Regions from separate parts of the Homo sapiens genome. Here region 1 is linked to region 2. Evidence: chromatin contacts called from ENCODE Hi-C data. All regions are on one chromosome and are shown on one strand. Each heading gives the region's core, a stretch centred on a gene start or an enhancer-like site at or near the end of the contact. The rest is flanking DNA. Distances are from core to core; before and after follow the strand shown. Region 1 has its middle 90 kb from the start of LINC02225. Region 2 has its middle 120 kb from the start of LINC02225.

Region 1 (2,892 bases), core at 71-2,570, 210 kb after region 2:
GTTAATCAAGAATATTTTTGCAGATTATTTGCAACCAAAACGGGAGACTTAAAAAAATAGTATCTAAAATCTAAAAATAAGTAAAAAGTTGGGGAAGGCATGTCCTTTCAATATCACTTGGGTGCTGTTTAACAAGACTACTGGATGATTTATTTAATTCTCTAGGAGGGTGTATATGTTTAATTTGTTATTCACCATTTAGTTTTCATCCAGACATATGTTAATTTGTGTACTTCTATTCAGTTGAAAAGATAACCTCAAATTTTGTGCTGTCATTGCCCTACAGGACATTAAGTAGTTTTTAAAATTTAACCCAGAAATCTTATTCTAACCTGCCTTTCCTCCCTCCCTCCTTCCTTTCCTTCCTCACTCTCTCCCTTCTTCCTTCTTTTTTTTTTTTGTTTTTATTTAATGCTTGTAAGTATCCAGTTTCTCAAATGTTTTTGAAACTAGCTTTATCATCTCACTAGTTTTTTTTTTTTTTTTTTTTTTTGAGACGGAGTCTTGCTCTGTCACCCAGGCTGGAGTGCAGTGGTGCCATCTCGGCTCACTGCAAACTCCGCCTCCCAGGTTCATTCCATTCTTCTGCCTCAGCCTCCCGAGTAGCTGGAACTACAGGCACTCGCCACCAGGCATGGCTAATTTTTTGTATTTTTAGTAGAGACGGGGTTTCACCCACCGTGTTAGCCACGATGGTCTTGATCTCCTGACCTCGCGATCCGCCTGCCTCAGCCTCCCAAAGTGCTGGAACTACAGGCGTGAGGAACCACGCCCGGCCACTAGTTTCCTCTTTATTAACTTAAACATTTAAAAATATGCAACATTTATATCTATATGAATTAATTATTTGAGCTTCTGTAAATTATACTTTGATACCATTAGATCACACCATATAAGAATCTGTTTATTTTGGCTATGAGCACAGCCTCTTCTGCATTTCTTCTGTAGATAAAAATATAAGCTTTTACTTATGTGTGTATAATAACATTGCTCTCCTGCTTCTAAAAAGGAATTGAAGTAGCTTACATTTAAAGTAACAGTGTGGCACGTTTGAACCCATGTGGAATCCTCTGCTGGATTTGAAAAATGTCTGAGCAAGTTTGACAAATGAGTGGGAGATACTCATCAGAATACCATTTTCCTGATGATCTGTGAAGTGTTTTGGCACCTAGTGCATTCTAGAGAACAGAATGCCCATTTGGTGTTATCATTTTGGAATATCAGTTTTTTTCAATGGTGGCATCTGCAGTGGTACCCAACAGAGTGTGTGGTACCCAGTAGGAGCTGGTGATACCCAGAAGGAGAGAGTAGCATCTGCTAGAGTGGCAGTGGTGCCTAAAACAGTGATGATACCCAACACAGCAGAACAGCCTTTGGAGGAGACAGCTGCTGTATTGGCAAATGGAAGCAGTTCAGAAAGGAATTAAGCAAATGTAGTCCAAGTGCATTGCTTATTAGAACTTGCTAGAAAAAAAAAAGAATTTGACATCAATATTACTTTAATGATGTCTCTTGAATATTATTAATCTGAAATCCATTTTTGATAGGAACTCCCTGGAGAATGACTGAAAGGCAGCTTTTTTGAGTTTTATTGTTCATTGTAAAGACATTTGCATGCTCTCAATAGAGAGGTAGTAATGTTGTTATTCTGTTAAGGAAATTAAGGAGTCTTAATGTTTTCACCTAAACAGAGCACAAACCTCTTCCCACGGAAGGTGAGTCATAGTGTACCCAGAGGCAGAACCAACAAAGCCTTCAGAAAAGAGACTCAAATCTGATCCAAAGTGCAAACGAGTGAAGCTGGGAACAGTCTACTATCAGCGGTTTAGAAATCACTTGATAATTAAGATGTGTACAATAGATATTTTATTCTCTTCTTTCTTTTCTCATTTTAGCAGATTGGTGATAATAAAGAAGTTCACCGGCCTATTCAATTAATCTAAAAGACAGTCTGTATTACCTGAAAGAAAATTAGATAAGTGTAGCAAATAGTAGAAAATGTGTTATTAATACTATTCTGGGAATGCAATGGATTTAAAGCATTGTCAATGACAGTGAGAATACATATAGCTACTGTGGTAAGTGCAGGGTGTTTGTTAAATGAAAGTTACTAAATAACATCCAGCATTGAGTCAATTGGTTACGGTTCTAAGAATCCCTGTTGTTTTTCTCTTATAACAATTGTGAGACTATTGAGAGCAAAATGGAAACTGAGTTAAGTAATAATAACTGAATGAGAATCCAGTGTTGTAAGCATCCTTTGATTGAAAGGAGGCACTATCGATTTCATTGCTTTTAAAACCCAAATTCTGCTTCTGAGAAAAATCTGACTTTTGAATTACCTCACGTTACTAAGGCATGTAGTCAGTAATGGAGCTAAACTATGTTGGATTTTGGGGACTAGAGCTGTGATCTAACTAATGATGCAGGGAAAATAGCAAGCTAAAATTTATTTTTCTTGCTAAACATGTTGCTGTTTAAGAAGGCCATGCCCTTCATGACTAAGAAAAGATTTTGTTAGAAGTGAGAAAAAAGAAAAGGATGATCTTGGAAGAAACTGTCAATTTGCTGTTCACTTCGATAGTAACTGGAGCATTTTATTATGACTTAAACTCGATGTCATGAAAGGGAGATTAGGGAGAAATTTCTGAAAAATATTTTAACACACCCATATCTTAAAACATTCTTTTGGGCTTGTGTAGTATTCAAAGTATTTGCATAAAATGGAAATGCAGGTTTTGTAGAGTTCATTAATCGTAGTATAATTAATGAGGGTGTTAGGGGTCTTGAGAGAGCTGGTCCATTTCTTCTACAGAAAGATAAGCAAACTGTAAAGAAAAGATGTACTTGACCTGCAGGGATGCAGTTACGGAGCAGGAGGGGAGCCTAGGT
Region 2 (2,902 bases), core at 311-2,810:
GTTAAGGCCTACTGCTCTTCTCATTGTGTTAATGGGCTTTTGCTTGTGCGCCGCAGAGACTAATTTTCTTTCCCATATAGATATAAATAAGGACAATGGTACAAAAGAGAAAATGGTGAGGGAGGCCTTGGAGCTAGAGTTGGGAGCCTTGTAGGATTCCCTGGGTTCCTCAGAAAGCGCTCCCTAATGTGGAAAACCAAAGTCAGGTAAATGGAAGAGGAAATGTTAAAGGAGAATTACTTTCTGGTATTTATGCTACTTTCATAGACATCTTTTATAGCTCCTGCAAAGGCAAGAAGGAAATCATTATGCACTTTGTATAGTGACCCAAGCCCTGGCATGGAAATTAAAATACTTGCTATTAACTCTAACTCTGCCACTAAAGTGTGTGGCCTCAGGCATGCTATTTCTTTTCCTCCATCTCTTTATTTGTAAAGTGAGTAGTGTAAACCATGGGTGAAACACTCATTTTCTGCCCAAACATTTGATGTTAGAAACCTTGTGATATAATGGAAATACCACACATTTAGGAATATAAGCAAATTTCTAGTTATATGTTGTGTAACACTGATTGAGTGAGCTCTTTTAGTTTCTTATCAGTAAAATAAATAGATTAACACACACTTTGCAGGGCAGCTGTGAAAATAAAAGATAACATATAATAAATACCAGGAAATGTGCCCAGAATGTAGAACAGCTTTACATTAAAAAACAATGTTTATTCAATGATGCCATGACCTGGTCCTAAATGGCCCTGCATTGCAGGTTGAGTTGTAAGTCTGACTTCTGTCTCCATGGATTAAGCAGCATGGAGTCTGTGTTACTACCTGAGAGTAAAAGCGATTCAAAGCTCTTGGCTCTGTCTATGAATGAATGCAAAGGCAATTCTCTCCCAGGACCTCTTGGAAATGCTATGGGAGATTAGAGGCCCATTGCACAATCATGCCTTAACTCAGCCTCTATGGCCCTGGGACCTCTCTAACCCCTCTCTAACCCCTCTCAGCTATGTTGAAAGCTCTGCTGGTGAAGGAAAATGTAGTGAAGCATGGCAAGCTACTTTACTCACACCAAGAAATGCAAAGCCCTGACAATGTAGAGGGGTTCCAGAATAAGTCTTTGAATCCTTTTTCTGATATTCTCAAATACTTGTGTTGAGAATTGGGCAGGATGCTGAGGGGTGGGGAGTAGGCAAAAGATGGCGAAAGACATCCACTTCAGCGAACCTCTAATGTTTCCCATTCAGTTGGGAATCTAATGTTTCAGATTCAGTTGGGAATCTGTCAAAAAACGGGCTACATCTTAGGGGAAATAATCCATCTTTTAAAAGTTTCCATCAACAACAAACTTCTCTCATTTACAAGAAAATGCATCATTTGACACCTTGGAGATTTTACCTGGAGGAAGATAATTTCTTGAAGCTTCTTGTGCCTGTGAGAGCCCAAAGCTATTTTGCAGCTGCAATATTGATAATGTATTCACATTCTCCCCAGAGCACTGGATTCTTTAACCTTAATATTGAGTCTGGAATGAGATTCTGTCCTCTAGAGGTCACCAATGCACCAGATTTGAAGGCCACGGAGGCTTCTAAAATGCTCAGGAAGAGCTAGGTGTCCTGTTCACATATGAATGAAAGAGAAAATAAGGCAAGTAAATTATCCTAATGGTTATTTTCCAGCTAGTCTCTGAAGAAGTAGGAAATCTGGTTTTCAATAAGGCATTTTAAAATGGATTTATCTTGGTTTATCTTGGCTTTTCTCTGCACTGATCTAGCTGAAGGAAACTCCTATAGTAATTAAATACTTCTTAACAGATAGTTTACTTTTGATAGTGAGAGAAGAAACTTTTCTAAATAGAAGAAAAACTGATGTAGAAATAGGCTATTATAGCCTCCATTAAATGAGTGTTACTTTCACTGGTGCTCTGGCCAAGGCAGAAGGTCTCTCTGTGCCTCCTCAGCACACTGTCTTCAAAGGGCATGGGGACACAGAAGCAGGGAAACATGGCCCTTTAATTCACAGTTATATAATTTTTGAGTTGCTTTATAAGGAGAGACGCCATCTAAAGTATTTATATCTCTGCAGACAAATTAGAAACTGCACATAAAGGGATCACTTTGAGAGTCAAAATATGCCTTTCCCTTGGGAGAACAATCAGTCAAGAGCCAAGAAAGTGGTAGTCTCCGTTTGGGACTATTGGGACCTAAAGGAAAGTCTTAATCAGACTTTGCCTTTTTAGTTATCCTGATGCGTTAATCTTGTATGAAGCTAGTTGTCTCCCTTAAATAGAACTAGCCAGGAGAACAGCACTCCACGTCGGCAGCCGGACTGAACGAGGGGAGTATACACTGCGCTGCCCAGGGTTTGGGAGGTGCGGTGTCCTAGCCTGGTGCCCATGGACTGCACTGTTCAAGGCGTGACCTGAGAGTCACCACCAGCGGTTCCCAGCATTGTTCCTGCTGCTCTGGTTGCTCTCCAAGGAGAGGAATTCCTACACCACGACTTTCCCAGGGTCCAGACACTTGCCAGCACCTGACCCATCAGGAAATCGCCTCTCCCCTCTTCCTTCCCCTATTCCTTCCCGAGCATTCCCCAGTCCAGGGTGTGGTCAGCCCTCAGAAGATCTGCTGGGATTGATTGACAAAAAAACAAAACCTTCCTCTAGATAAGAAAGATCACAGTGCTATAGGAAATCTATTTACTTCTGGGTGGCACTTGTCTACCCTCTCTCTCATTCTCTCTAACACTTTTAACTGCTGACTGTGTAGTTTCTTATCATTTCTTCAAGATATGTGGGGCAGTCAATCTTCAATCAATGAGCATTGTTTGGGTAACTCTTTTTATGGCCAATTCACAAGGAAGTAAAACATTTTGTCCTAGAGAGTTAGTGGTGGTCTTTCTCAGGG

Evidence for each region. Hi-C counts contacts between places; a loop is a spot of excess contacts on that map. Pooled maps may share reads with other maps.
Region 1: a map of head of caudate nucleus shows a loop between it and region 2 (3-fold over the local background). The contact joins two enhancer-like sites. A Hi-C loop is called at or near these places in 3 of 168 maps with a recorded cell type or tissue (PC-3, head of caudate nucleus and mammary epithelial cell) and 1 of 50 pooled maps.

Annotation. Positions count from the first base shown.
Region 1 is chr5:57,987,856-57,990,747 of GRCh38, forward strand. No RefSeq gene overlaps it. Among named protein-coding and RNA genes, the nearest start is that of LINC02225, 90 kb to the left of the region's middle. Within about 2 kb of position 1,321, at least 2 of the 41 ENCODE cell types and tissues checked have a DNase peak (open chromatin) inside an H3K27ac peak, as active enhancers do.
Region 2 is chr5:57,778,036-57,780,937 of GRCh38, forward strand. No RefSeq gene overlaps it. Among named protein-coding and RNA genes, the nearest start is that of LINC02225, 120 kb to the right of the region's middle. Within about 2 kb of position 1,561, at least 7 of the 41 ENCODE cell types and tissues checked have a DNase peak (open chromatin) inside an H3K27ac peak, as active enhancers do.